Linked DNA regions of Homo sapiens: region 2 is linked to region 1. Evidence: read pairs that join two places in POLR2A ChIA-PET (ENCODE). Cell type or tissue: PC-3. All regions are shown on one strand. Links, peaks and the distances in the headings refer to the core of each region. The heading gives the core; the rest is flanking DNA. Region 1 holds the start of EMP1 (epithelial membrane protein 1). Region 2 overlaps FAM234B (family with sequence similarity 234 member B).

The links. ChIA-PET counts read pairs that join two places held together with the same protein. Peaks named below come from ENCODE experiments on the same cell type or tissue, not always from the same donor. Only the 100,000 strongest peaks of a DNase experiment are listed, where the experiment ranks them.
Region 2: POLR2A ChIA-PET joins it to region 1 with 14 read pairs; 3 of 35 experiments call an interaction of 5 or more read pairs at or near these places.

What each region holds. Positions count from the first base shown.
Region 1 is chr12:13,188,516-13,204,134 of GRCh38, forward strand. It overlaps EMP1 (epithelial membrane protein 1), which reads left to right and starts at 8,211. Exons shown (of 5, transcript NM_001423.3): 1 at 8,211-8,357. RefSeq lists an enhancer at 10,251-10,751. In PC-3, for the core only: no CTCF peak of the experiment used is centred there; DNase peaks (open chromatin) are centred at 6,926 and 8,146; H3K4me3 peaks cover 3,997 bases; H3K27ac peaks cover 4,618 bases.
Region 2 is chr12:13,048,153-13,063,771 of GRCh38, forward strand. It overlaps FAM234B (family with sequence similarity 234 member B), which reads left to right. Exons shown (of 13, transcript NM_020853.2): 2 at 7,399-7,794; 3 at 10,299-10,397; 4 at 13,423-13,611; 5 at 14,693-14,823. Among named protein-coding and RNA genes, the nearest start is that of FAM234B, 12 kb to the left of the region's middle. In PC-3, for the core only: no CTCF peak of the experiment used is centred there; no DNase peak of the experiment used is centred there.

The DNA of each region.
Region 1 (15,619 bases), core at 4,017-12,016:
AGGTTGGTTTTCACCAGGTCACCTGGGATGCAAAGATAACCTGGGGATGAGGAGCCAAGAGGCCATTGCAGGGGTCATTTGGGCTGGGTGAGTGCCCTGCTCAAACAACAGGGGTGCAGAGACCTCTCGGAGTCATAAGCTGCTCTGTGAAGGTCTAGGAAGCTCTGGCTCGGATTGCTACCAACAGCAGTAGTTAAAAAAAAAACCAATCCTCATATCTGCAATTTCTTCATCTATTTGTACCATCCTTGATCTATGGCAGACACTTCATAGCTTCCAGGAGCCACGAAAAGGCAAGCATTGTAAAGGAAAGAGAAAAGTTAACAGCAAACAAAGAGTTAAAAACTCTAAGAAACTTAGATGCTGTTCTTTAATAGATCTGTGGCTTCGATCAAGCAAGTAGGCTTCCCTGAGCCTTGATTTTACCTGCCCAGTAAGATTTTTTTAAAAGGTTGGAATAGGAGCAGTGTGTGTGCATAAGATGCTATGCAAGTAGAAGTTGTTTTTTGCTGCTGTTGTGATTATTATTTTTACTTTTAGCAGGCTTCCCTCCTAAAGCCTACATTAATCTGGACCTGGATCTTTGGGGCTACTCCAAGGGTTGTCCCTCTGTGGCCAAGGACAGTCCAACAGCCATTACCCAGTGAGCGACCCCCTGTCCTGCCCATCAATCAGCCAGCACTGGGCTGAGGAATCTGTGCAGCTGTGGCCTTGCCACCAGCTAGGAGGGACCTTGCACTTTCTTGCTTCTGCACCAAGGCTGGAAATTCCTTGGCAGGGGCTCCACCAGCATAGACTTGCCTGTTTCACTGCACCCAGGGTGCTGAAGGAACCCCACCATACCAGGATATAGGGAACTATAAGCTCATTAGGGACAATTCACTAGCATACCTCCTGCTGCCCTGCAGAGCTCTGTGTGGGCTCCAGCCTGTGGAACTGACTAGAGTCACATGCTGAGCTGTGGGAATTGAGGCATAAAGTGAGGTTCAAATGATGCCAGGAGTCTGAAATTTTGGGAAATGAATGTGCTGGAACTGAAAATGCTAATGGAGTAGTCTGGGGAGATTTAGCCAGAACTAAGGGATCTTTAAAAGATCAGATTCCTGGCAACAACTCAGCCCTATGTCTTTAAAGTTAGGCAGCCTCCTTTGGCTTCATGTTCTCAGATGAAAGATCAGAAGGACAGCAATATGAACTGTCAATCATTGCTCATGACATAAAAAGAGAAGGAAAGAGGCCAGAGAGAGCTGGTTGGCATCCATTAACACAGGCTTCGCCTAAGTTTTTAGATTTGGGAAAGTGACCATATAATATTAATACTAGAGGGGACCCTCAAGATCATGAGAAATGACCCCATGGAAGAAACTGAGACCTGGAGTGCTTAAGTAAGCTTTCTAAGATTGCACACCATTGAGTGATATGATCAGTGCTGTACACCAGTCCAATGGATGGGAAACAGAATAGTTAATAAGGCGGCAAATATGTCATTACATGTACAGATATGTTACGTACAGGAGTTCCACCATGGTATTGTTTATCATAGCAAACAATTGAAGCAGCATAAATATCTATTATCCACTAATAAAGAATTGCTTAAATGCCTTATGGTATATGCACTCAGTGGAATACTACATAGTCATTACGAATAATGATGTCGATCTACATTTATTGACATGGGGTGCTGAGGGGCTTAGCTAGAGGGACACATAAATTTTGGTATGTAATAATAATGGATGTCAATGCAGCATGCACATCGTTTTGGGTAAAATTTCATATGCGTATATGAATACATATATATGAAAGAATGTTTATAATAATTACCCAAGATGTGCGGTTTTGGATAATTTTAACTTTTTTATTTACACTTCCATGCATTGTTGGAATTTTGTTTGAAGATAATATATTATTTTTTATAATCAGAAATCGAACAGTAAAAGGACTTCCTCTTTTTTTGGTCATGGAACTCCATGTGCAGTTTCAGAGCTTCCCAGGATGGTGGGAGTGAATTTCCACACCCAGTTGGTTTATAGTTGCTTTCCTCAATAATAGGCAAGTGCTGCCCAGCACACAATCCAGGGGATGGCCATTCAGAGAGCATGGTACCTTGGATCTTCCAATGAAAGTTGCTGGTGCAGGAAGTAGATTAAGATGTCCCCAGAACTTCAAGATAAAGTCTCTTTTGAAGAGTAAAAGTTGGAATGAATGGAATGGTTGCTTTGAGCTTCTGTGGAGGTGACTACCTTTAAAATAGTCACAAATGGGTGGCAGGAGAGATTTAGGAACCCCCTACCTCTAATTAAGATGACCGGGTATAGTCACAGGCAAGCATGACTAGAGTGGAATTATAGCTGGAAAGGTGAGACTGAATCAATTGCATTGGCTAGCGCTGTAATTTGGCTGAGGACATAGTATGTTAACCAAAGAGGGCTGATCAGCAACATGTCCCGAAAAGAGAGCTTTGTGTGTTCGTCAGAGTTTATCTAGCTTTGTGTGTTCGTCAGAGTTTATCTAGCTTTGTCCAAGGAAGAATAGCTGTAAATCCTGTGGCCATGGACTCTGCCAGGTTAAGAGCATTGAAGTTCCTCCCTACACATCATCCTACAAGAAGAGGCTGGACCTGGCATCTGTGTTTGGAATGGCAAAGGCCAACTTTTGTGCATGTGCATGTCTCAAAGGGTGGAAAGAGGTCTCGTTTCATCCTGTAATATTTTTTTAAAAATTGACCAATTATCCTAAAATTTAACCAGGATGCATATTCCGTTTTCCAGTGAGGCTGAATAATCAAGTCACTCTACTTAGTACTTGTTTATTTGTTTGTTTCCACCAAGAACCAATTTGTGTCTTTGAAAGTGCTAACTTGGTCTCAAAGATTACTCTGGCTCATCTCTGGGTCTCGTGTGTTTTGTGGACCACACAGTCTCATGGGGAATGTGCTTTAGGATTCTTAGGCTGGACCACTTGGCTTTGTGCCCCTTCCATGGCAGTTTTTCTCAGGCAAATTTAAAGACATGTACTAACTACTTTCCCCACAGCTATGGTGGCTTAGCTAGATGGGTGCTCTGACCATGCGGCATCTGAGTTTGAGGAACCGAGATCCCATTACTCGGTTATTTGACACTTCATTGATTGAATGTACTACATTTTAATTGAATGCCTACTATGTAGCCAGCATCTGCTTACTGGACCTGCTGCTCACTGTATGCAAAGGAAGGGCTAATCACTCTTTATTTCTTATGAATATTCAGTTCTTTACCTGAAATGGTCCATTAAGCAGTAAGAACAATGCACTCAGTAACAGGAGAGCTAAGGTACAAAAGAAAAACATTTATTCAGTATACCTTTAATATCTGTCTTCTAGTATTACAGCTGGCATTGGCTGGAGAAAGGATCTCTTCATTTTTCATTTTGGCTACAATTGCTTCTTACTTATTTTCTTGTTATTCTTCTCCCGCCATAAAGCTGTATCCACACTGGAAATGGCTCAGCTCCCTTTGTCAGCGATTTGGATCAGTCACGCATATCCCAACTGCCTGAAAAAACTGGGTTCAGCAATTAGTATCAATCTGGTAACTGTCTAATGTGGCAAGGGTGGCTCATTTCTCCTGCAAGTTTAGATGTCATTGTTGACATCACCACTTCTCCTCTCTAGCCACATGCCACTTTCCTCTCTGTTCCACCAAAAGTGTCAGGCCATGGCCCATATTCTAGAAAGGCTCTTGGTATTTCATCAGTGTTCTCTTTCCTAAGCAGTTTAAGGACCAGCTAGCTAAGAGACCAGAAAGTGGGGTACTAGGAGGATTTTAGAGACTTCTCATTTTGTGAAACTATATTAAAATTACATCTTACTGAGAGGAATTTAAGAAAGTAAGCAATACACGCCTGTAATCCCAGCACTTTGGGAGGCCAAGGCGGGTGGATCACCTGAGGTTGGGAGTTTGAGACCAGCCTGACCAACATGGAGAAACACCATCTCTACTAAAAATACAGAATTAGCCGGGCGTTGTGGTGCATGCCTGTAATCCCAGCTACGCGGGAGGTTGAGGCAGGAGAATCGCTTGAATCTAGGAGGCAGAGGTTGTGGTGAGCTGAAGTCGCACCATTGCACTCCAGCCTGGGCAACAAGGGCAAAACTCCATCACAAAAAAAAAAAAAAAAAAAAGAAAGAAAGAAAGAAAAAGAAAAAGAAAAAGAAAGAAAGCAATAACAGCCAGAAGAAAATGGGCTGGGTGTGGTGGCTCACACCTGTAATCCCAGCACTTTGGGAGACTGAGTTGGGCAGATTATCTGAGCCCAGCTACTCTGGTGGTTGAGGTGGGAGAATTGCTGGAACCTGGGAGGCAGAGGCTTCAGTGAGCCAGGATTGTGCCACTGCATACCATCCTGGGAGACAGAACGAGACTCTGTCTCAAAAACAAAGCAAAACAAAAAATTAGCCAGGTGTGGTGGCACACGCCTGTAGTGCTAGCTACTCAGGAGGCTGAAGTGGGAGGACCGCTTGGGTCCAGGAGGCGGAGATTGCAATAAGTCGAGCTTGCACCACGGCACTCCAGCCTGGGTGACAAAGCGAGACCCCGTCTCAAAAAAACAAACAAAAACAAACAAAAAACCCAAAAAACAACAAAAACACCCCCAAAAACCATAAAGAAAGCCAGAAGAAAGCCTGAGAGAGAAATAGAGAGAGGAGAGTTGGAGAAAGAAAGAAAGGAAAGGGAAGGAATACAACATTTCTGGTAAATTCTCAAATTTCAAAGAGGAGTTGTGAGGAACAAACATTCCTTTGACTTGGGAAGATACTGTGTAACTTTTTCCCCCATTCTATTTACCTTCCAAGCAGTGTGTGCTAATATTAATATTGACATCCCTGTTCATATAATAGCTTTGGGGAACATGTTGCATAGTTTGGGATTCTTTTCGGTTAACTGAGTTTGAACAAAAACAAGTTCAAGCTATTATTAGTTTTCTTTTCTGTGGGCTGTAGGGGCCAGACCTGCCTTAGTAGACTTCTTGTATCAGTCATTAAAAGCCTTCGTTTCATGCATTCATTAAAATGTTTACGCCGGTTCAAACTTGAAAATCTGCCCCAAATGGCAACGTGCCAGAAGTTGATTCTTGTTGCTTCCGAAAAAGGGGAAAATATCCCTTTGCTGGAGTAACATTTGCACTGGGTGAGAGAGACATTCCCTCCCAAGAATATATGGCTTTATTGAGTGAGGTCAAATGAAACTTTGTCCGGTTCTTTGCCCATGCAGAAAATGAATGTGTCTAATTTACCTTCCAAATGGGGGAAATGGGAGCAGAAAGGCAGCTTACTCGACATTGTTTGGAAAGACCATATAAACGCCAGGGGAGCTGTATCTCCAGCCCCATGTGGTTTTAGGCCCTGAACCGTTTACTGTCTGTAGTCTCAAAATTGTCTGCTCATAGCCAAAGGAACACTCAGGCTTAACGAGTTAATCACATCCAGAGGCACAAAAAGCTAGAACTTCAGCCAGAACAGATCCAATTGCTTTCCCAGACTGGATAACTTTGTTTTATAAAATAAGCTCAGTGATATTTCAAGGGTTAATTATAAGTCTTTAGAAATCCTGGACTTGCATTCATCTTTTAAAAATATTTACACAACTTGGCTTTCTATGGCACCACTCTGTGTGTGCATGTGTGCATGTGTGTGTGCGTGCATGTGTTTTTGCATGTGTGCATGGGTGTGTTTTCACAGCTCAATGCATTTAATATTTTCTCTCCAAACCTAGACATCTCCAAAAGCACACAGGAAGGTGAGATTTATCAGACCCATTTGGAAGGTGATGCTGTCTACTCACTTTAAGGTGAAATGGAGGCAGGCAGATGCCTCGCTCACAGCCACTGCCAGGTAGTAGGCGTGGAAACTGGGCCTCCTGCTTTCTGGGTCCTGTTTTGAAGCCCGTCCCTGAGCCCAGCGTCTCTCTTTGTGAAATCCATGGAAATCCAGATAGACTGAAGGATTCCTCTACTCAAGTACTTTAAGAAAAGTTCCTGATTTTTCCCCTTGTTAAGCCCGAGAAGGAGGTGGGAGGGAGAATGCCTCCCCTCTGCTATTCCTTGGCTCCAGGTTTCTCTTTAAGAAATGCAATCAGACCACATACTCCTCAGCATCTGAGAACACTTCCTCTGGAGTCCAGTTCTCCTTTCCAGGCAGCTGAGGGAAGAGAGACTTTAAAACTGGCAGAGGGCATCAGGGGTGAAAGGCAACCCTGAGAGTAGGAAAAGGCCAGGGAGACAGGCCGATTCCAGCAGGGGAGACTGGCCCATCTGGAGCGCCAGCACATGCCTGGGGATTTCCTGGCCTCACCTGCAGACACCCTCCCCTCCCTGAGGGTTGGGATGCTCAGAGATCACAGGGACTCTCAACCCACTGCTGGGAGTGGCCCCTCTCAGACAGGCATTTTTATTATCAAATGAGCAATGAGAGAGGGGAGAGGTGAGGAACTCTATGAGAAACATGCAGTCTTTTATCACGTCATCAGTTTTCAGTGAGAAAATCCAGACCTTCTTACTTTTACAGAGATAGAATTCAGTTCTCAGGGACTTGTGAAGATGCAGCATCATCAAATCATTGTGTGTGTGTGTGTGTGTGTGTGTTGTGTTTTCCTTATCATCCACCTTAGAAAATATTCTCCACATTCCCATGTTAAAATATTTTTTCCTAAAATCCATCCATCCACATGCCAACATCCTAAAGACAGTAATATAGGTTCATTGCAGAGGATTTGGAAAATACAGAATTGTGACCAGAACAAACTAAACTGCATCCATAATTTTATCATCGAATTTGATCAACATTTTGGTGAATAGCCACCAGTCTGTTTTCTATCTTTTTAGGGAATATAAGTTCCAAGAGGCAGGGATGTCATTCACTTCTGTGACTCAGTGCTCTGAATCAGGCCCAGTGAAGACTGACGTGCAGCCTGTATTGGCAGAATGAATGAATAAATACTACACACGCATATTTTGAATTGAAATAAGTTGTCAGGGTGCAGCAGAGAATAACAGAAATAGAATTGCTTGGATGTGCTGACCTAGATCCAAGCTGCTACTGGTAACGTACTGTATCTCCTTGAATAAGTCACTTCACCTCTCTGGGCCTGAGCTGCTTCTTCAGTAAAATAATCCTTGTAGCTAAGATTTGTTGAGCGCTCACTATGCACACTGCCATGAGCCCCTATATGTGTATTTCTCATCATAGCTCTATGAGTTACATACCTGCCATCTCCATTTTATGCATGAGAAAATAGGCATGGAGAAGTTAAGTGGTTTGCCTAAAGTCACACAGCAAATTTGTGGAGAGCTGGGCTTGAACTCAGGCATCTGGGCTTTTACTCTCTCCAGTGGAATGCCTGGGCTGTGGGATGAGATGACTTCACAGGCCTCTCCCAGCTCCAGAGTTGAGAGAGAGAGAGGAGTGGTGCAGGGAGGTAGTAGGGATGATTATGCTACTGGCCAAGTTCAAGAAAGTCAATTGTAGAACAAGGTCCAGCTGATTATTACAGAGAGCAAAGTTCTTAACTAGAGGACTTCCTCCTGGAATGTGGAGAGTCCACACGGGCACTAGCAGAGCATAATGAAAGACCAGGAATTCTCTGCTGTTCAATCAGTGCTCCATCACTCAGAGGCAGGGCTGCAAGAGCTCCTAGTGTGTCCCCTTCGCCTTCAGGGCCTCCCTGTACAGCCACCCACAGGACAGTGCACCAGGGTCAGGCAGGGAAGTAAATAAAAAAAGGAATCTGATAATTCCTGACAGTGAGCAGCAGCTGATGCTTTTAATGGGGGAGGAAGACTGGGAATCTCGCTTGATGATGACCTAGGACTTCAGTCAGCAGGACACTGGCCCCTTTCCTCCCCCTCCCAGGCTGAAACCTTGTGTTTTGCCTTATGTCCATGGTAACCAAGTCTCCTTTTTGGTGAGGAGGAATGGGCTTCAGTAAACAGATCTATTTGTGTGATCCTGTTACTCATTTGAAGCAATGTCCCTCCTTTTTTCCACTGTGGTCTGTGTGTCTGAGTCAGAGAGAGCCTACAACAGGGTTCTTTGAATTGATGGCTCACTCCCAGCCACTCTTGACTGACTGCCAGCTTAGCAGGGCGTAGCTTACCAACAAATCTTTTTTTTTTTTTTAAAGCCAGACTGATTCATAGAAACTCCTTTAAAACACGGTGAAAAGAAACCGCCCATTACACACCCCAGTACACCAGCAGAGGAAACTTATAACCTCGGGAGGCAGGTCCTTCCCCTCAGTGCGGTCACATACTTCCAGAAGAGCGGACCAGGGCTGCTGCCAGCACCTGCCACTCAGAGCGCCTCTGTCGCTGGGACCCTTCAGGTAGGACAGCTCCCAACGCTGTGGGGACTCTCAGCAAAACTTCTCCTTCCTTTCCACGGCTCTGCTTCTTCTGACCTCATCTTAGTTTTGCTTTTTCTTTTCTTCCTTCGCTATTTTTCTATGATCCTCTAAGAACCAAGTCCTTGAAACTTTTGGCTCAAAGTGGATACAGAGACAACTTTTTCTAGAAAGTTCAGAAAAGTGTATTTTGAGGACGGAGTCTGGGGAAATCAATGGGATGGGGCTAAAATCGTGCCTGGCAGTGACCGGGTTCTTGTTCTAGGATGTGGAGGGAGCAGGGACTTTGAAACAAACTGGGATAGGATCCTGTTTATGGAGGAAACACCACACACCTTGGAAATGACATCGGGAACTGGCCAGATGTTTTTCACCTCCTCCGTTTTGATTCCGATTGCTTCAGGACTTGAACTGTTACTCTGCTCGCTGGTTGTTGGTTGGGATTTTTTGGGTGGTGGTGGATAGATAACTGGTTTTCAGTTTATTTTTGACATTGCTTTTCCTGCCTGTTTGCTTCCCTATTCACTTCTGTTTAAATTTAAGTATTTTTTTTCTCCTCACAGGATGGGAAGAGGGGGATTGGTTTGTTTAAAGAAAACTGTTGGCCGGGCACGGTGGCTCATGCCTGTAATCCTAGCACTTTGGGAGGCTGAGGCGGGCGGATCACCTGAGGTCAGGAGTTCAAGACAAGCCTGGCCAACATGGTGAAACCCTGTCTCTACTAAAATACAAAAAGTAGCCAGGCATGATGGCAGGTGCCTGTAATTCTAGCTACTTGGTAGGCTGAGACGGGAGAATTGCTTGAATCCGGGAGATGGTGGTTGCAGTGAACTGAGATTGCGCCACTACACTCCAGCCTGGGCAGCTGAGTGAGACTCTGTCTCAAAAAGGAAAAAAAAGAAAAAGAAAAAAAATGAAAAAAGAAAACTGTTAGAGAGAGAAAGAGAGGGAGGCAAATGGTGTTTTAAATGAAACGTGGGAGGGGTTCACTTGGTCGAAGCAGGAGCTGATGAGGATTCCAGATGCCTTCTCTTGGCCAGATGTGGAGGGCGGGGGAGGCAAAAGGGAAGCTGGGTTTGGAGAAGAGGGTGGGGCAGGAGAACTTCATCTGTGCCTGTTAAAAATTGTTGAGTGGCTTTGTGCTTTCACCCCAGAAAGAGCTGCCTTTCAGTGCTGAGTGAAAAGATGGCATACCAGAAACGATAAAAGAACTTTTAAAAGAAAGTGGATGTGGAATTTCTTTGCATGGAAGGCAGTGATTGTTTTGAAATGCTTATCTTTTCTCTTGTTCCCGAAATGTGATTGTATAAATGCAAACACTCATGCTAATCATGAAATCTGGAGGAATGAAGAAGGGTGCTTTTTCTTTTTTTTCTTTTTTTCTTTTTTTCGGTTAGCATTTTGGGTGAGTGTCTACCGAGGTGTGGCCCATTTCAACATAGACACTGGTATATTTTTTCCCCAAGTAAACAAGATGAGAATGACAGGATTCAGCTTGTCTGACAAAGTTAGGCTTTTCCTTTAGAAAGGCAGTACGTTGGGAGAGAAGTTACATGTAATCAACCCTGTGTTGAGCAGGCAATGCTCCTTGTAAAACTGCCCCAAGGGGGACGATTGAGTAGGCATCAGGGCAACTTTTCAAGATGAAGGGAACTCCTACATTTGCTTCACATGTTTATTATTTCCACATTACATGGATGTGGATTAGCCATTATTAAATCAATAGTGTTAATATCCTGTGAAAATTATACAAATCTTTTAGTTCTGTGCAGGTTAAAACTAATAACCAGTCAACACACGGAAAGCCCTGACAATGTTGGGAGTGTAAACCATCATGAACTGCATTATTTGTGGCAAGGTTTCACATGATACTGTAGGTTTATAAAGGAGAAAATATGCTACATGTTACTTCCTGGAGTTTGAAGACAATTTAGAAAAATACCGTTCTGATTCCTGCTCTCTGCTCTTCCTCCAAGAAGTAGTGAAAGAGTCCCTTAGCTGTGAGAGTTTTTCTGGATTTCAGCTTTGACAATCCCGAAATGTGAGGGTTATTTTTCCCCCCCACTCTGCCCGCTGCCTCCCACCCTCAGGGGCAGATCCAATTCCACCCAGACTCCGAAGAATGGGGCGGGGGCGGGGGCTGCAGGACATCCTGTCTGGCGCCCTGGTCAGAGGGCCCCCCACATTTACATTGTTTGTGGGTACTAAACTGTCTTGGGAGTTGGCAAAAGGCCATCAAGAACCAACTTGGAGCAAATCACATCCTTAGAATCTGGCTATCTCCCAGGACTGCTGGGCAGACCGCTGGGGAAAGGAAAGAGATCCCTTCTGTGGAGAGTGGAAAGGACTCACTGTGCCTTCCTCAGCCCTTCCTGCTTCCTCCAGAGACCAGATTAGGCCCATCAAGTTCCCAGCCTTGTCAGTGGGCTTCATGGAGACCCCTCACCCGGGAATGTAGACCCTCTTGGCTTGCTCTGGGTGGCTCTAGGGATTTCAGGTAGTGCCAGACCCACAGGGACTACTGGAGAGAGACACGTTGAAGACCGGGGAAAACTTGTGGATGAGGCAAGACTGCTTTTCTGTAGACTCTATGGAGCCTGGTGGGGCACATAACTGAAACGTGGACACAGGAAAGGGCAGGAGGCAAGTCAGTTCCATTTCATCCTTCATTTCGTTCACAGAATTCTAAATTTGGGAGGGATCTTGGATCTCATTCATTCTCCTACTGTATGCAGAAATCTAATTTTTACACCATCTTGAACAGATGGCCATCCTACAGATCTTAAAATTTCCAGATGCGGGGAGCTCAGAACCTCAGTGTGTACCTCCACACTCATTCCCCTTAGCAGGCCAACTCTAATTTTATTAAAGTTCCTTAAATCAAGCAAAATCAACTTCCTTATAACTTCCTGATTCTGCTGGCCTGAAACAACTCAGAAAATATCTATTCTGGTTTTGTTGTTGCTCCACCCAATGATTCTCATCCTCTAAACACTTAACGCCTATTTAATATTTAATGAATACAACTTGATGGATCTACATTGCATTATCTTTTCTTCTTCTTCTTCTTCTTCTTTTTTTTTTTTTTTTTGCCTAAGGCTCAGAAGGGCAGGGAGCATTTTTGAAGTTTGGAATTATGTACATAGTCAATCATACTCACGGGGTTTTTGATTTGGAGGTATTTAATTTTCTAAATGCATGAATATGGTTCCTTCTTTAACCTCCCACATGTATGTACATAGCTGCCTAACACAAAAGCTCAGGCCTATTTGGGACTCTCAGATGTACATACTCGGAGGGACACACCCAGTGTTGCTACCTACTAGGTCATGGTTAGATCAATCCAATACCAGGACACAGGCTTCTAGCTAGGCCTTTTGGGGATTGTCCCATAATTTGGTCCATAGTTCATGTAGCCCACACCTATACATTGTCACCACCCATCATAGTAATTACGGGAACAGGCTGCCCATCAAATGTAGCCTCCTTGTAATTGCTGGCCAGCAATCTGGGTATCAGCCCCTTGAGAAGAGCTCCTAACCCTTAACCAGCGTAGAACGGGAATTTTCTCACCATAAGCTTCCCTTTTCTAATACTCTTCCCAGATCCGCCCAGGTGATCTTGAATTTCTGGACTGCACTTGCTATTCAGTAATCAAGGAAGCCCAAATATGGTTCCAGTTAGGGGTTTACTTGAATCTTCAGCACCCAGCCCCGACATACACACGTCCTGAGACTGCTCTTTGCAACAATTCAGTCCCTGGTGTCCTGCCTGGGTAAAACCATTTCCTTCAATTTACCTGGGAGATTCACTGATACTAAAGCAGAAAGATGAAAGCACAAACACCTGTGGTGATTGCTGCTTCTCTCTTCCTTTTTAACAAAATGTTTGGGTCAAGGTTTTCTTTTGTGTTGTGGAGATGGCATTTCCCTGGAACTGCAATGGAATCCTCTGCTGTTGGTGCGCTTGGACTTACGTGGCTGTGACAGTTTTTCTATTTGCTGAGCCTGTTTCATGAATTGTTTCTTCAAACCGGGTAGTTAAACTAGAGAGCCCTTTCAGCACAGGTTGAAAGCGTGGCAAGAATCCTGGAGCAGATGTAAGACAGCTGACTAGGAAGACAGAGGGGCAGTGGTGTTATCTTGACGCTGCCATGTAACCACAGGCGAGACACTTGTCTTCTTGCTTTCGGAAGTTGAACTTGGTGGTTCTTTCAGACCCCTTATGGCTCTGAGATTCTAAGATTCACCCAGGCGTGGTAATCCCAGCTACTTGGGAGACTGAGGTGGGAGGATCACTTGAACCTAGGAGTTTGAGACCAGTCTGGGCAACATAGTGAGACCCTGTCTCTAAAAGAAGAATTTTAAAAAGCAGGGTGTGGTAGTGCATGCCTGTAGTCCCAGCTACTTGGGAAGCTGAGGCAGGAGGATTGATTGAGCCCCAGGGCTTTGAGGCTGTAGTCAGCTATGATTGTACCATTGCACTCCAGCCTGAGCAATGAAACAACACCCTGTCTCAAAAAAAACAAAAACAAAACAAACCAACAAACAAAAACACCAAAAAAACGAAAAACAAAAAAATTAAGATCCTACCATTTCTATTTTGAGATATCCCTTGCGCTGATGCTAGCAGCTGGCTTAATCTGTAAAAATTGATAGAAAAGTGAAATAGGGCAACGTGTGGCATTGAAAAGGGCATTTTGCAGAGGATTCTCGTCTCCTGGGTGCCTTGAGGACCCACGGAGCCTCCTCTGCCCCATCCACTCACAGATTCTTTAGGTATGGTGTTCCCCGGACTTACCCTCAGCCATGAGCATTCACTCGGCACTAGGAATAAAAGAAAGAGGTTTGAGTAATTAAACGTAAAGGGTGCCAGCTCAGATGAGGAGGGCAGGCTGAGTCTGTGAAGACATTGACAACAGCAAAGCATTCACCAGGAACAGAATCAGGCTCAGGGAGAAACTGAGCTGGCTCTGGGAAAGAAACTCCACCCTCTTCTTGAGGAGGGAGACCCTGCAGCATGAAGGTGTGGTGTACAGGTGTGGACAGGAGCAAATGAGGAACAGTTTGAGAGGAGGAAGAGGAAGGTGCAACTAGGACAGGAGGGAGGGAGGGAGGGCAAGTGGGATGCTGTTTCCCAGGCCTGTGTGTTGAGGGAGGAGGCAGGCAGAAAGACCTAGAAGCAGGAGAAAAAGCTAAGTGGATAGAGAAAGACAGAAAGGGGGCAAAAGAGCAAGGGAGAAGTGATGAGGATGTTTCCCCTTCCATCCTTCCACTCTTGTTTGGGGACCACCCACCCTCAATGTTTCAAGGCAGTCCTTCGGTCAAAATTCGATTCTTTGTCCCCTGTGAAGAATCTTTTGTCGCATTGGCTACTTCTTGTTTTTTCAGGATGGTTGACACCTCTTTGGTATCATTTTAGTTTCCACTACATGTGCCCACCAGGCTGGAACCTCTTCAATGTTTCTCCTCTTCCAGGTCAGATCAGAGCTGAGAGCAAAACGGGGTTCTTGATCCTTAGACTTCTCATTTCAAAGAATCAAAGACCCTTCCCCAGGACGCTGGAGAAGGGGAGTTGGACAGAGGTTTGCAACCCTGAAACAACTAGTTTGGGGCAAGGCAGTGTGTTCACATTGATCTCAGAGAAAGCTCTGAAGCTGAGACCTGGAGCTTCCCTTTATTGAAAGATAGTCTCCATGTCTGGGTGGGGTGGGGACTCCTGTGCTGAGGGTTAGAAGGTTGCTCGGAGTTTGCAGGGGGATATTGTTCGGGTCTGTTTTGGCCAGGCAGGCTGGCTCTGCTGGGTGGGACTTCTCAGCAAAACGACAGGGAGAAGCAGTGGCCTCGGAAGACCCTGTGTTTTTATAATTGGCACAGTTTTAAGGGGTATATGCTGACTCTCTGATTAACTCAGAGAGGGTAGGAGGAAAAGAGAGAACAGTAGATCTGGTAGAAGTTCTAGAACTTCCACCAAACCCTAAGCCAAGAGACAGGAGAGAAAAAATCATGCCAGGTGGAAGAGCCCTGCCTGGAAGGTGCGAAATGGCTTCAGTTCTGATTCAATTCCATTTCTCCTTTGGGGACGTGCATTTCCTTCTTATCAAGGGGTTGGACTGAATGACCTCAATGCCTCTCAACCTCTAAAGAACGAATTGAAATGAAGCCCTGAGCCCACCTGATGGGTCTGGGGTGTCTCTAGGCGAGGGGCCTCCCCTCCCAGCTTGCCGCCTTCCAGGAGGCTGCAGCTTTGCTGGTTGAAGCATGTTGCCGCCATCTACTGTTGGTCCCACCCAAGCGCCGCTGGGGCCGGGCCACACCTAGGTTTTCTTCCCAAACCCCTAGTTATTATCTTGGCAACCTCTCCCTTGAAGACATTCTGGCTGCCAGAACACTCGTTTGTCAAAAGCAGAAGGCAACTCACGCTTCCGTCCTCGCCCAGGGAACATCGCCTGATCCCTTGACCAGCTGCAGTCTGGGGGAGTAGGCTGGGCCCCAACTTCACAGCCCAGGTCTGGCCTCAGTCTTTGCAGATGTTGCCCAGATCCACCCCTCCCCTGGACACGAAGGAGGACAAGCGGAAATAAGAGAGAGAGGTTATTCTTCTTGGGAGCATTTGCAAAAACAATATTCATGCCACTTGTTTGCCTTTAGCATAATTGTTGGCCCTCAGGCTCTGCCAGAGAAGCATAAAGCCCATTTCCCCGGCCCGAGCCTCTCATTTTACACAGAGGAAGAGACCAACCAACCAGGAACTGTGTGGCCCCCACTCTGTGCCTGGCACAGGCCTTCAGCCCTCATGCTAATCCTGTGAGGTCTACAGGTCACAGTTCAGACATGGTGGAGCCAGGATTGGAGCTGAGAATCCCTGCTCTGTGCTACTTTGAACTCTGTGCCTGTAGGAGCCACTGACCAGAGAGGTTATGTGATTTTTCTAAAGTCAGAAGTTGGTCAGGGGCAGATTTATTATAAGAATCTGGTTCTCCAATAGGTTCTCTCTCTCTCATACAGTGTGCTTGCCCCACTCCCAACCCACACCTTGGCTCCTCACCCCTGACTATGTGAGACTCTGTGCTAGTCTACACAGCACCAGACCAACACGACTTGCTGTATAATAACCCCCATTTATAATAGCCTGCATTTGGAAGATGAAAAAAATAATTGTTTTCCCTGCAGCATGTAGGTCCCTGTTACTTTTGCTGCTTGATTGACGATGTTTCTCCTGGTTGTAAAAACTGCCCTGTATTT
Region 2 (15,619 bases), core at 458-8,457, 140 kb before region 1:
GTGATGTCATGGCTGGGTCAGAATGCTTGGACATCAAATTGCATGTTCTTTCTCTGAGGACTTTTTAGATATTGCTCCGCTATCTTTTAATAGTGTATGTTACTATGGAGAAATCTTTGCCTGATTTTTGTTCCTGTCATTAGTGACTTGATTCTTTTTCCTTTGGCCTGGCTGCTTATAGGATTCCTTCTTTGTCCTTGAAGTCCTGTGCCTTTACTAGGATATATTTCAGTATTGATTCTTCTGAATCAGTTTTTCTTGGGACTCTGTGTACTCATTATTCTGCAGTTTTAGGTCTTTATTGTAGGAAGTTTTTTTTGGCAACTCTTTAAAATACTGCTTTTGGTTCTTTTCTGTTTTCTGTTATCCTCTTTTCTGTTATCCTCTTTTCTGTTATCCTCTTCGGTCATGCATATATTGGCTCACCTTTGTTGTCAGTATCTATCACGTTGTTTCTAGTCTTTTTAAAGCCTTGATTTTTTTTCCACGGGATCATATGTAGCCCGTACAGACTTTGAAGCCAGACTGGTTTTGAATTGTTACCTATCACTTGCTGTTTATCTGTGGGCCAATGTATTAGTCTGTTTTCACACTGCTGATAAAGACATACTTGAGACGAGGCAATTTATAAAAGAAAGAGGTTTAATGGTCTTACAGTTCTGTGTGCCTAGGGAGGCCTCACAATCATGGTGGAAGGTAAAAGGCACATCTTACATGGTGGCGGCAAGAGAGAATGAGAACCAAGCGAAACAGGGTTCCCCTTGTAAAACCATCAGATCTCGTGAGACTTATTCACTACCATGAGAACAGTACGGAAGAAACTGCCCCCATGATTCAGTTATCTCCCACTGGGTCCCTCCCACAACACATGGGAATTATGGAAGTACAATTCAAGTTGAGATTTGGGTGGGGACACAGAGCCAAACCACATCCGCTAATTACTTAAACTTCCAAGCCTCAGCTTCCTCATCTTGAAAGTGAAGACAGTAATGTGTCTACCTCACATAGTTGTTATGAAGATTTACTGAGATAAGAATTTTTTTTTGAGACAAAGTCTTGTTCTGTCGCCCAGGCTGGAGTGCAGTGGCATGGTCTCGACTCACTCTAACCTCCGCCTCCCAGGTTCAAGCAATTTTAATGCCTCAGCCTCCTGAGTAGCTGGGGTTACAGGCGCCTGCCACCACACGTGGCAAATTTTTGTATTTTCAGTAGAGACGGGGTCTCGCCACGTTGGCCGGGCTGGTCTTGAAGTCCTGACCTCAAGTGATCTGCTCGCCTTGGCCTCCCAAAGTGCTGGGATTACAGGCGTGAGCCAGCACCCCTGGTCTGAGATAAGACATTAAAAGGGCTTGGAAGAGTGTAGGATAAGTGTTCAGAACTGCCAGCTGTAGTTATTTCCATTACATTTTGCTTGATTTTCACTAGTCTATTCTTTTTATGTCTCTGACTCTGTTTTCAGCAATATCTGTTCCTTTAGCTGATTCCAATAAGGATTTCTTTTCTAAAACTGGTTTGTTATTTTTTCCATTGTTTTCCTGAGTGCTTATTTCAGAGAAGACGATTTTCCTAAATTTCTCAGACTCCATGGGGAAGTATATGTTCATTATTTCTTCCATCTTGTGGTGTGATTTGTCCAGCATTTGTTTTTCAGCTAATTGTTTGTTATGTTTCGTTGTTACTTCTTTCTTGAATATTTGTAGAGCTTTGTGGTATCTTGTGGAATGAGTACTAAACATGGCTCCTTTCTGATTATTACTTATATTTAAATGGGGCGGTTGTTTGACAGCCTGGCTATTGCCAAAGGGGTGATCTAGGGCCGTTGGAAGCAAGAATGTAATCCAGGCCTGTTAAGTCAGCTGGCTCCCCACCAGCACTCTTCCTGTGTGGATGTCTCTATCCTGGCTAGGAGGAGGCTTTGCACAGGACTGTAGGCTGCTGGTTTGGCATTTCCTTCATTGACTTTGTTTTGCCAGTTATCAATTTATTGCATCTGAACTCCAAATTCACCTTTGTTGACTGATTTGTGAAAGTGGGTCTGAGCCCTTTTAAATATCAAGTTTGTCCTGCCTTGGATATTGTCTCTCAGTCCTAGGGGACCTTTTAGAGTTCTCTTCTCATCTTTATGTTTACTCTCCTGTCATTGCTTAGTAATTTTTTTTATGTTAAACTTGTCCTCTTTGAACTATTGTTTGGCTTCTGTATCCTGACTGGGCCCAGTCAGAGTGATTATGCCCAGTTACTTTTCTAACCTGCCGTCCTGACAGTGTGCTTTTTGTGAAGATGTCAGCTTGTACTTTTCCTCATTCGGTCCTACTTGGATTTGATTCTGTGGTGTTGAATGGGGCTCATTGGTGCTTCTGTGACCCCAGACTTTGTCTTTCCAAGCAAGCAATTACTGGTTTGGCTATATTTGTGGAACAAGGGAGGTAGTATAACTTGTTGGTTAGAACAACAAATGGACTCTGCAGTCAGATGCCTGGGTTTGAATCCTGGCTTTTCTTTTGGCTAGTTGTGTGATCTTAGTCATTTTACCTCTTTAATTTTATTTTTCTTGTTGATAAAATGGGGGATAATAATAATAATAATAATATCTACCATATAAGATTGATGTGAGGATTAAATGAATTAACACATGCAAAATGCTTGGATCAGTGCCTGGGACAGTAGGCACTCAATACACTTCCAGTTGTCATCATCGTCATCATCTTATTGTTGTCATGATTATTAATTCTGTGAACTCTGCTCATTGCTGAAGATCTGCAATATATGTGCAATATATATCTGCAAGATGTATTTGCCTACTCTTACTGAGCTTTCTCAATTGAGTACAAGTTTCAGTGCATTTAGTTCATAAATTGTGGTTTGGGAATGTGGCTGTTTCCTATTTTGTGTTCTATTTTTATTTTTCTGTATTTGTTTTCCTGGTTTTAGGGAAGACAGTGTGACAGAAATGCCCACTTTTGCCATCATTAACTAGAAGCATGTAATCTTGCTAAACAGACCAATCTGACAGCAGCTTTTTTCTCAAAGAATGCTTCAAATTGTTTTTATAAATTTCTTACAGATTTTATAAATTCCTGTAGCATATGCTTCTCTTCCTCCCTGCCTGTGATAGTACATAGCATGATAAAAATGAATTTCCTTTAAACTGTTTTGCTGGGAAGTGTTTTATTAATGATTTCACTTTGACAAAGGTGCTGTTTTTAGCCTGATATGTTTGTTGCAAGGTGGAGACTGACTAGCAAGATTGAATTTGATGTCGATGCTAAATTTTTCACTTGGTGCTAAAAATCCAATTGCACAATTATAGGGTGGCTTAAGCATGTGTTCAAAATGCTTGGAAGTTTTAATTGAATCAGTAGGTGATGTGAATGCCAAGAAAGCTCTCAAGATCTTACGTTATAGAAATTGAATTGTTGTTTGCTATCTGGAGTAGGTAGGAAATAGCTCTGCCCTCCCTTTCTCTGGTCAGACTGTACCTGGGATTGTATCTAGTTCCAAGAACCATATTTTAAAAAGCACAGACATATCACATTGTGTCCAGAGGAGAATGACCAGGATGTTGAGGACACCTGAAACAATGCTTCTTTAAGTAATGGGTTGAAAGAGGTGGAGGTGTTTAAGTTGGAGCTGAGAAGAGTGGGGGAGGGCACTGGGAGATACAATACTAGCACCAGTGATGGTAATGATAATAATAGAAGCTAAAATTTATTGTGTGGCTATAAGCCAGGCACTAAGAAGCAGACATATATTATCTTATTTGATTCTCATCACAATCATATGAGCTAAAAAGAATAATTATTCCATTTCATAAATAGGGAAATTGATGCTCAATAAAGTTAAGAAATTTGAGATTACATAGTTCATAAGAGATATAGCCAGGATTTGGCTTGATGTTTGATTGTGAAGACTTGAGCTCTTAAATACCATATCATATGTCTCTTATGATTGATACCTTTGAGTGTTTGAAGGACTTACATGTGAGAGAGGGATCCCAGAAATTAAAACTAGGACAGATAATTGGCAACTTCCCAGAAAAAAATTCTTGAATCAGTGTAAAGAATTGGTTTCTAGATTGGAGGCCAGTGGATTCCCTAATACAGGTTACATTCAGGTGTTTGCTAAGTAACTGGTTGATAGGTCTTTGTAAGTAGCTAGTTGTAAGTTTGGGATAGGGGTGGGGATAGATTATGTGATCTTTAAGGTCTCTTGCTGTGCTTTCTCAAGTAACTCTAGAGTTGAGAACTCTGTGTGCTTTCCTGTTTTTCAGATATATATATATATATTTAAACATTTTAAATTGTCAAAAAATACATACACCATAAAATTTACCATCTTAACTATGTTAAGTATACAGTTCAGTATTAACTGTATATGCACCCAATCTCTAGTACTTTTTCATCTTGCAAAACTGAAACTCTATACTTACTCAGTAACAACTTTTCCTTCTACCTCCAGACCTAGGCAACAACCATTCTACTTTCTGTTTCTGTGAGTGTGACTACTCTAGATAACTCACATAAGTGGAATTACACAGTATTGCCTTTTTGTGTGTGGCTCATTTCATTTAGCGTAATGTCCTCAAGGTTCATCCATTTTGTAGCAAGTGTCAGAAGTTCCTTCCTTTTTAGAGCTGAATAATATTCCATGGTACGTACATATCACATTTTGTTTATCATGTCAGGTGTATTTTAGCTAAAAAACAAAACAAGAACAAACAATCACTTTAAAAAGCATTAGAGTTAATATTATTCTAACAACCCATGGCTCTGTATGCAAATTATTATGTGTAGAGTTATCTGGGATGGTTAGGGAATGGTGTGCCCTAATTAACCAAATAATTTGGTTCATGGAGTAGAAATACAAATTGTAGGAGATTATCTGGAACCTGTACTGACCCCATGGCATATTCTGAAAGTACTATTTTGAATTAAGTTTCTAATAATTGATTTATTTTCTTGTAATTTGTGCCCTTAAAAATCAAGTCTAATATTTATTGGGCAAAATGTATAGTTTTGAAAATAAAAATAAATAGAAATAATTTCTAGTTATTAGGATGACAGATTATTCAGTATTTTCTTTGGATTTTTTTTGAAAGTACTTAATGTTATAATTCTGTGGAATGTTCATTTTAAAAAATCTAAAATTTATTGATTTTTTTAATGTACCAAATACTAACTTTAAACATCAAAGGTTTTACTTCCAACATCTGGTATTGGGGGAACCAGCCCCCAATATTTCAACGTAGGTTCTTTCTATTTTCCTTAAGTGTTGGCCGGTCTGAGAAATAAAGAGAAAGAGTACAAAGAGAGGAATTTTATAGCTGGGCCTCTGGGGGTAACATCACATATCGGTAGGTCCGTGATGTCCCCTGAGCCACAAAACCAGCAAGTTTTTATTAGGGATTTTAAAAGGGGAGGGGGTGTAGGAACAGGGAGTAGGTCACAAAGATCACGTGCTTCAAAGGGCAATAAAGATCACAAGGCAAAGGCAAAGTTAGAATTACTGATGAGGGTCTGTGTCCTGCTGTGCACGTATTGTCTTGATAAACATCTTAACAGAAAACAGGGTTGGAGAGCAGAGAACCGGTCTGACCAAAATTTACCAGGCTGGAATTTCCCAATCCTAGTAAGCCTGAGGGTACCTGCAGGAGACCAGGGCATATTTCAGTCCTTATCTCAACCACATAAGACAGACACTCCCAGAGCGACCATTTGTAGACCTCCCCCCAGGAATGCATTCCTTCCCCAGGGTATTCCTTGCTGGGAAAATAATTCAGTGATATCTTCCCTACTTGCACATCCGTTTATAGGCTCTCTGCAAGAAGAAAAATATGGCTCTATTCTACCCGACCCCGCAGGCAGTCAGACCTTATGGTTATCTTCCCTTGTTCCCTGAAAATCGCTGTTATTCTGTTCTTTTTCAAGGTGCACTGATTTCATATTGTTCAAACACACGTTTTACAATCAATTTGTACAATAGTGGTCCTGAGGTGACGTACATTCTCAGCTTATGAAGATAACAGGATTAAGAGATTAAAGTAAAGACAGGCATAAGAAATTATAAGAGTATTAATAGGGAAGTGATAAATGTCCATGAAATCTTACAATTTGTGGTTAGAGATTGCAGTAAAGACAGGCATAAGAAATTATAAAAGTATTAATTTTGGGAACTGATAAGTGTCCATGAAATCTTCACAATTTATGTTCTTCTGCCGTGGTTCCAGCTGGTCCCTCCATTTGGGGTCCTTGCCTTCCCGCAACAATCTGGTCTCCATATAGTGTTTTATTCTTTCATTTTATTAATTGAACAAACTGAGATATAATGTATGAAATGACATCACCAAGGCCATAGTGACCCAGAGGTAGACACTAGCATTAATAATTATTCTTTTCCCCTTTTTAATTAGCTGGGTTTTGTGGTCTTTTTTATATTTCTTCTGAACAAAAGATTTAATGATAGAGTTTACATTAGTGATAGATTACTGCATAAAGTCTCCCCAAAAGAAACATTTTCTTGGTTGTTACTTGGTGGTAACATGAAATAAAGGCATAAAATCATTCAGTCATTGGCAGTGAGGCCAAGGGGTGGGTGGCTTGGGAGGAGGTGTACCTAGGCTCTTCTGTAATTTCTCTCTCAGCTATCCCAAATCAACACTGCAAGCTAAGTAAAAACAAAGTGCTTGCCATGCAAAGCACCTTCAAGACAAGTCCCCTACCTCTGTGTACTGGCTAGATCACCACCCCTCCCAGAATACTTGCTCAGAAGAGCAGTTTTTGGGGTAAACACTGTTTACTAAAAGATAGACTGAAAGGGCATTCAAATCACAGGATGGTTCTTAGAAGTGAGATTTCAATACATCTTCAGATGAACATTCAGTGTTCAACTTTCTAAGTTGTTTCCATAGAAACAGTTGGGAAGCCACAGATATTGGGCTGTGAGAAGCAGCGTATGGAGAAGAATTGTTCTAAAAGTTTACCAGGAAAGATTAGGATGTCACAGATCTAAGAAGATCTGAGGCAATATGCACATTAGGCACATGGAGAGTTGATGTGGAGCCATGATCTTTTTCTTGAGTGAGATTCAAACACATTAAGAGAGCTTTCTTTTTAAACTAAAGGCATTTTAAATTTGCTAACTTCTGCCTCCTTTTCCATTGTCTTAAACTCATGCAGGCAGTGATCCTGGAGCACTGTGCTTTTGTTTTTCCTTCCATTCCTAACCCCTGCTTCACTGGCTTCTGTTTTACAGATAGCCACCAAGGTTCAAACTTGATGTAAACCTGGATTTTTTTGTTTTAGTTTTCCGTGTTCTTCTGGGTATTTACAGTTGCCATATATTTGGTGAGGGTGTCTTCTCCCCAGTTCCCCTTGACTCTCTGTTTTTCTGTATTTTCAGGGAAGAAGAGCCCAGACCTAGGGGAGTATGATCCACTTACCCAGGCTGACAGTGATGAGAGCGAAGACGATCTGGTGCTTAACCTGCAGAAGAATGGAGGGGTCAAAAATGGGAAGAGTCCTTTGGGAGAAGCGCCAGAACCCGACTCAGATGCTGAGGTTGCAGAGGCTGCAAAGCCACATCTTTCAGAAGTCACCACGGAGGGCTACCCCTCAGAACCCCTTGGGGGCCTGGAACAGAAGGCGGCCTCCTCCCTGGTGTCATATGTGCGCACGTCTGTCTTCCTGCTGACTTTGGGGATCTCGATGATCCTGGTGCTCCTGTGTGCTTTCCTGATCCCCTGTCCTCCCAGAGATCTGCACAGCACCTGGAGCCGCCACTTGGGCTCCCAGGGAGGTGAGCTGCAGAATCTTCAGCCCTAATCCTGTGAAACTTCATGCTATGTCTGATTACATTTAAATTTTCCTCCAAATCTTAAAACTTAATATGTGTCATGCGGCATTCCCCACCCTGCCGTCCCCACTGTGTGGAGGTGGCAAGGAGATTAAGATTTGAAAGAAAACAAACACCTCCAAAAACCTGGGAATCATTGCTCTGTTGTGTCTGTTGGCATTGGTCTTTATTAGATCCAGAGAGGACAGGGCTGGTTTGCTGGATTCCTGCTGTGGAGCCAGCACTGTATCAGGGGAATGCAAAGCTGTAGGAAGGGCTATTTACAGAGAAAAGCAAGGTTCAAGGCCTGGTTGCACCAGGGATAGAGCTCTTGCAGAACCCTTTGACATTCTTTGATGATAGAGGTCTGATCTAATTTAAATTATAAAATAATTTCATTTCCTGTAAAAGATAGTTGCTATCTTTTCTTTCTTGCTCCTCATGGTTAGGGCGGTGCTGTCTGAGTAATTCCAGCTATTCTGTCTCCTTTTTGGAGTAGGCTTCTTTAAAACCTCTTGCTCTGGAATGGGACTTACATCTCACCTGTGTTGAGTAGTCCTGTCTCTTGTGAACTGGATTAAGCTATCCTCAGACCCCTGGCATCCTCTTGATCTAGAAATGTTTATCTCTGCCACTTCTCTGATCCCAGTTGAATTAGCTTCTGATGAGTTCTGTGTTCTCATCTTTAGTTTCTCTGAAGGCAAGTTTCATTTACATATATTTATATACAGTTTAAAGGTAACAAATTGTTGGTGTGTCTACCACCCAGCTTTAGAAATAGAACATCATTGAGACCTTCACAATCTCTTGTGTGTCCCTCCTGACCACATCCTCCTCTGCCCAGCAAAGGCCTCTGCTATCCTGAATTTTGTGTTGATTATTCCTTTTTCTGTAAAGTTTTACCATGTCAATATGTACCCCTAAACTGTATATTCATTACTTTTGCTGGTTTTTAAATTTTACATGAATTTAATCATGCAGTCTTCTGTGAACTGCTTTTTTTTTTTTTTTTTGCGACAGAGTCTTGCTCTGTCACCCAGGCTGGGGTGCAGTGGCATGATCTCGGCTTACTGCAGGCTTCACCTCCCGCGTTCAGGTGATTTTTGTGCCTTAGCCTCCCGTGTAGCTGGGATTGCAGGAGCTCGCCACCATGCCTGGCTAATTTTTGTATTTTCAGTAGAGACGGGGTTTTGCCATTTTGGCCAGGCTGATCTTGAACTCCTGACCTCAGGTGATCCACCCACCTCGGCCTCCCAAAGTGCTGGGATTATAGTTGTGAGCCACTGCACCCAGCCTGTGACCTGCTTCTTTGTGCCACTTAATTTTTTGAAAACAATTTATTGAGATTCATCTATATTGATGCATTATACCTGGAGTTTATTCATTTTCACTACTGTCTGATTTTTCCATGGTATGAATATCTCATGATTTATCCATTTTTCTGTTGATGAACCTTTAAGTAATGCTTCCAGTCTTTTTTTTTTTAAATAAATAAATGATGCTGCTAAGAACATTTTTGTATATGTTTCCTATTGCAGTGTATAAGAATTTATCTAAGGCATAAACCTAGGAGTAAAATTGCTGGATCATACCATAGGGTGTGTGCATGTTCATTATTAGCAGTTTATGTTAAATTATTTTCCAACATGGTTGTACCGATTTACATTTCCACTAGCAATGTGTGAATTCTCTCCAAATTTGGTGGGCATCCTCTGAGTCCACACTTTTGGGTGGTGGGGGGATGGAAGTCCAGACTCCTCACTAGGCCTCTGCTGACACCACCCCCGTGGAGAGGAGGGAGAGGGCTGCCTTGTTGATGCTAGTTGGGGTGGAACTCCTTTGGTCCTGCTAGATGAGGATGACAGTCCTTGCCCCCACCTGGCTTTCTCTGACATGACCCTGATGGTGGTGGTGGTGGTGGGGTACCTTGTTACATCCAGGAGAGGGTGGGAGCCAGGCTCCACATTCAGCCTTTGCTATATGAGTGGGTGGAGCTGGGCTGATAATTTTATCTGTTTGGTTGGAGTAGAGCAGTTATTATCTACAACTTTCCTGTCTTGCTGGACTGCACCTTTCCTGGGCTTTTGGCTAGGGAAGGCAGCCTTTTCTGGGGCTTTTTTTGTCTGTATCTGTGGTGTTTCTGGGTTGCTGGCTTTTCCAGCACCCTATCTGGGTATTATGAGGCCAAAAGAAAACCCAGGGGACTCATCACCTTGTCATTCCTTGGGTCTTGCAGTCCCTAGCTGGTCTGCTTCCTTCTCTCTGCCTTTTAGAGTTGTCTTATGTTTGTTTTATGTACAGTGTCCAGGGCTTTTCCATGCACTTAGCAGGGGGAGTAGGGAGAGGTGTGTCTACTATACCTAGTCGAGGAACTGGAGTCTGCCTGGTGTTTATAGAGCTACTGGCAACAGAGAACTGGTTTGTGGTAACTTGCTCAGGACCTTTTTGGTTTTTTATGTGTATAACAGGTGGGGACCTGTCTCCATTGGAATTGGCTGATGTGAATGGAGATGGCCTGCGTGATGTGCTTCTCTCCTTTGTGATGTCAAGGAACGGGAGTGCAGTAGGTAAGAGACGTGTTTTTTTCAAGGCTGCTACAGGGGCACTGTCAGCTAGGAGAAAACATCAGAGCTGTGTCCCAAGTGGTACTGCAGAGAAGGATCTGCAGTGAACAGAAAGTTACCATGGTTCTGGCATACATGAAAACCCTCATCAGAAAGCTTCCACATATAAATAAAGCTCAGTCTAAGAAATCGGAGGGAGTTAGAGCTGGAAGGAATTTTTAGTGGTGACCAGGCCAGTGAAGAAACTGTGATGCAGAGAGGAAGTGACTTGTCCACACACTTTGCAACGAACAGTGTTAGTCCTCGGGTTCCTTGGGTTTTCTCCTGGTTTTCCATTGCCTCTTAGATTATAGTGAACATTGACTTTATGCTACCCTCCTATCCCTGGAAGAAAACTTTTGTTCATAGACTTATACATCTTTACACAAATACCTCTTGGCCGGGTGTTTTCCTTTCCCCCTTCAGTTTACACTTGTAGACCTGCTGTCCATCCTGCTCTCTGCATGGGGAAGCTGAGCTGTATGGATGGTATCAACAGGCTTCCTTGCCTGCTGGTCTCCTTTCAATGGGGAGCACAGCTCAGGAATGGGAGGGGAGTAAGAGTGTGAGGGGAGGTATTCACTCCCCTGGCTCCCTCCCCGCCGGGGTCACTGCAGAATGGCTGCTACAGCCTTGACCCTGGGTCACAGCTCGTTTCAAGGTGGCCCTCCTATAGGACTTTCCTTTTCTGGATTCCAGTAATTGCGTCCTCTCCTTGTGTCTTTGTTGGGGAGCCTAACAGTTCTGAGGGTCTGCACTATCACTTGTGGTGTTTCTACATGCTGGCCACATCTTTGTGAATAGTCTCCTTAAGAAACCGTCCACAACTTACCCTCATTTAGGGTGCTGTTTCTGGGATCCCAGCTTTTACACATGTCAGCTGTAGAAAAAGAAAAAATGCGTTCTGATTTCAGCCTAAGTACACAAGGCTTTTGGTTGATCCTGCAGCCTCCACTACAGTGGAGTCAAACTGCAGCCTGTGAGCTGATGCAGGGACCTAGTTTGATGCTGAGGATGCCCTAGTGACTGCTTTTAAGTCGTCTAGGCCTTGGAATACATGTCTAGGTGTGTTTTAGAGAATTCTAAACCACATCTCTTACATTAGTAGGAGTGGCTTTCTGAGGCCCACATGAGATGTGGAAGCAATCTGGGTGGAGATCTGCTGTAGAGAGCATCTCCAGCCTAGGAGTAGATTTCCGTGCAATCAAAACTTGATTACACTTTTCCTGCCCGTGACTTCTGAAGTAAAAATCTTCCCCATCTACTTAGATTTAGAGATGTTTTTAGTCATTTGGTATCTTACGTAGTTTGCTTCATACCAAGACTCATAATGGCAAGGCCATGGGTTTGGACACAATATGGACCAGGCTGATTTGGCCACAGACTGTACAAATAAGGATATAGCGAACATATGGTGCTTTCTATGTGTTAATACACCATTGTCAGCACATAACGTATGAAGGAATTTATCCTTCCACACAGTCCTGTGAAGTAGACCCATTATTATCCCCCTTTTGCACATGAGGAAGGTGAGACGTTGTGAGGTTAAAGAACTTGCCCAGTCCTACTGCTGGTAAATGATAGAGCTGGGGATTCGGATCCAAGGAGTCTGGCTCTGGAGTTCATGTCCTTGACCCTCATGCCAAGCTGCTGTGCCCATAACCCACAAAGCTTTGTGCTACTGGACACAGAGGGATTGAGTTTTTTGTCTATTCACTTGTTCCTTCATTCAGCAACTGTGTGTTGATACTAACTGTGCGGCAGCCACTCTGCACCTTCTCTAGAGTTCTGATGGTTACACACAGACTGCCGAACAAGAGGAGCCTGGCTTTGGCCTCGAGAAGTCATAGTCTAGCAGGAAGGGGTAATCCATCACCATCTGGGAAAAGACGAGTCAGAGCATTGTAGGATGGAGTAGGGTCCTCCAGTAGGAAGAACCACACAGGATAGGGATCCTAGCACCTTTGAGAAGCCTGGAAGTTACCATATACCACCTCTGTTTGTCATATATATCTTCTGGCAACAGGGTCTGAAACAGCCAGCCATTGTTTGTCACTTGTTTTTAGGTTGTATATTCAATTAGTCGTGCTGAGGAATAGGTAGAAGGAAGCTCTAAAAGTTTTGTTTCCTTATCCATATTAGTTGTTGCTGAAAGTGGGAACTGTATGAAATGAGTCACGTGTCCCTATCCTGAGAGTGAATGTGAAACTGACAAGGGAGAAAGTTCTGAGTCTGATGTAGTAATTAAGTGACATAAAGGCTTATTTACTAAGGATCATGGCTACTCTAATCCCTTACCAGCTGTACTTGGATCTAGGTATTAGGTCTTCCCAAATATTTTTTCCTGACTGGGACCAAATCAATTGATTCCAGAGAACTCTAGACTAGCAAGACCCACTCATCATTGCTATATGTAATCTTCAAGTTTATTTTTTCAAAAAAGAAAATATTTTTCTGCTCTCAGGAAGCATTTATTAGTGATGATTAGAATTCAGGTATTTTGCTCCCCGCGCTGCACACGTTCTGGATCAGTCTCATGTTTCCGAGCATATCTTTTCCTCCTGGTTTTTTGTTCTTAACTACTTTTTCGCATTCTTGATTTTGCTCCTGTCTCTTATTAGGCAAACAGTCGGTTGCTGTAGGTACAGAGATTAGTGAGACAGTCTTTCTCCTTAAGGATATCACCATTTAGTTGGGGCCGAGGTGGCAGACATGTAAAGAGTAGTGTTGGGAAAGGTGCAGAAGTGGAGATGCATTCGACAGTGTAGAGGAGGCCACAGCTCTTGTCTTACATGAGAAGCGTGTTCAGCAAAGATGACAGGCACTCTGTGTTCACATCTTGCTGCCAGAAGTGTGAGAGGGAGCTGAATACACAAGTGTGGTTGCTGCCTTACCACCATCCACTTGCAGTTTTCTGGCCTCTTGTTCATCTCTGCCTCTTATCTCCTTTGCCTGCTTTCCTTTTTTTATCTCTCTTGTGTGCTTTTAGGTGTCTCAAGACCAGCTGCTAATCTTGTATGCCTTTCGGGGATGAATGGCAGCACACTGTGGTCTAGTCTTCTCCCTGAGGAGGCTCGAGATATCACATGTTTGGAGCTGATGCCAGGAAGCTTGGCTGAAACCATCTGCCTTGTGACAGGGACACACAAGATGCTCAGCGCATTCAATGCAACGTCAGGTAAATACCATTTACCACAAAAGAACTTTGCTCCTACGAGCCATACTTTTGGATTAGAATAATCTGTTGGGTAGGGGACCTTTTGACTCTCACGTGGTGGAGTATCTGATTTACTGATCTGGAATATGGTTATTAAGAGAAATGAGAGAAAAGGTTTGGGCAGATTGAGTAAACAGATCCATGGTTCAACCTGTTTGGTGATAGGATGGGGCTGGAACTGAATTACCCAAACAGAAACTACCCTGAGGCCTTTGGTGTGTAAATAGTCTCCCAACTCTGTTCTTTGTACAAAAGACGACTGAACTTTAATTCTTCATATTTGGTATACATGGGGGCCATGTGTAAATTTGGCATTAACTACTTAAAAAAATACGTCAGTGAAGAAATAAAGGTTTGTTGAGGCTTGTTGACTGGCCTTTTAGCTTCTTACTGCATTCAGACATACATGACAAAAGGGAATGAAAAAGAATAACATGTCCTGAAGGCTCTTATAGAATCCTAAGTATATGGCCCATAGGCTTAGTACTGCTGGGCCGTGTGCTCACGTGGAGCGGAATAAATAACATCCTTCCCAGGTTTAGAGGTTGGAGTTTGGTCGCGGGGTGCTTCTGAGTGAAAAAAACTGGGATTTGAGTTAACTGTAGAACTGAAGCCATCTGGAAAACTTCCTATGATGCTGTGGTGCTTACTTATGTGACCGTGTGGGGGAAGGAAGCAGAGTGGTCTGGTCGGCTGCCCCTGGGGGTTCCTTAATAGTTGTTATAATCTCTAACAGACAGTTCCCTCACCCCAGGCAAGTGAGCCCTTCTTTGTTGGAAAGGATTTAGCACCTCCATTTTATCTAAAAAAATCTAGGTGAGAAATCATTGCATGGATTTGTTTGCCAGATACTTTAGGATTCGGATCACACTGCCTGCTTCCTCCTCCTCAGTAAGACAAAAACGAAAGGCAATAAGTAGGTAGGAGTTGCTGTCTGTTGTTCAGCCCCTTGCGTCTTTCTTTTCTGGCCTGGGAACATGGCATCTGCCTTTTCCAAAGGCAAGAAGTTGTCATAGTGACCAGCCTATGTGTCCTTCCTCAGGGAAAGCCATTTGGACTTTAAACCCAAACTACTTGTCCAACGGTACCTTGGCTGCCCCAGTTGTGGTACTGCCAGACTTGGATGAAGACGGTGTTCGAGACCTTGTGGTTCTGGCCATTGGGGAATTGCAGGTATGATCTCTATTAAATGTTTTTTGTTTCTTATAGGGACTGCTTCTATTTTAGTTGTCTCAGCTCCTAGTGTTACATTATAAATGCTGCTTGAAATGTTCTTTTTACAAGGGTTTAGGTTTAAGTAAATTCTCTTTGTGAGGTTAAGTGAATACTTGACCATTATGAACCCATTTTCTCTGGCAGCCTCATGGCTCCATGGACTGGGGTGTAGTGGAGCTTTAGAGTTAGTTAGGTCTGTATGCGAATTCCACCTCTACCACTTTATATCTTTGAGGCCTTGGGCAAGCCGTGGAGCCTGTCCAAGCTCTGGTTTCTTCATATGTAAAAAAGGCATGTTATATCTACTTACATCATTGTTATGAAAATTACAGCTAACATATTTAAAGTGCCTAGAGTAGTGCCTAATTTTTGCTGTGTATATGTATTTTTAGTTTTACTGTATTATATATATGTACATTTTATGTCAATTATAAAACAACAGAACAGGCTGATACAAAGTTCATAAAAGATACATAGGAAAAAATCTAAGTCAAGCAATAATAACAACAATGACCAAAGAAAGGAGTGTCATAATCTAGGCTGTGACAAGGCAGACTTTGATTCAGGACAGTGGCCCTTGAATTATGGTCCTAAATTATGATTTGCAGGAACTTCAGTGTACTGGTTACTCTGCACACAGATAAAATAAGAGTAGTCTTTCCCCCAAATCACAGGAAGGAATAAATTAATGAACAGAATAATCTCAATTTTAAGTTTTTATTCTGGAAGCGTTTTTCAGAGCTTTTGTCAAAGT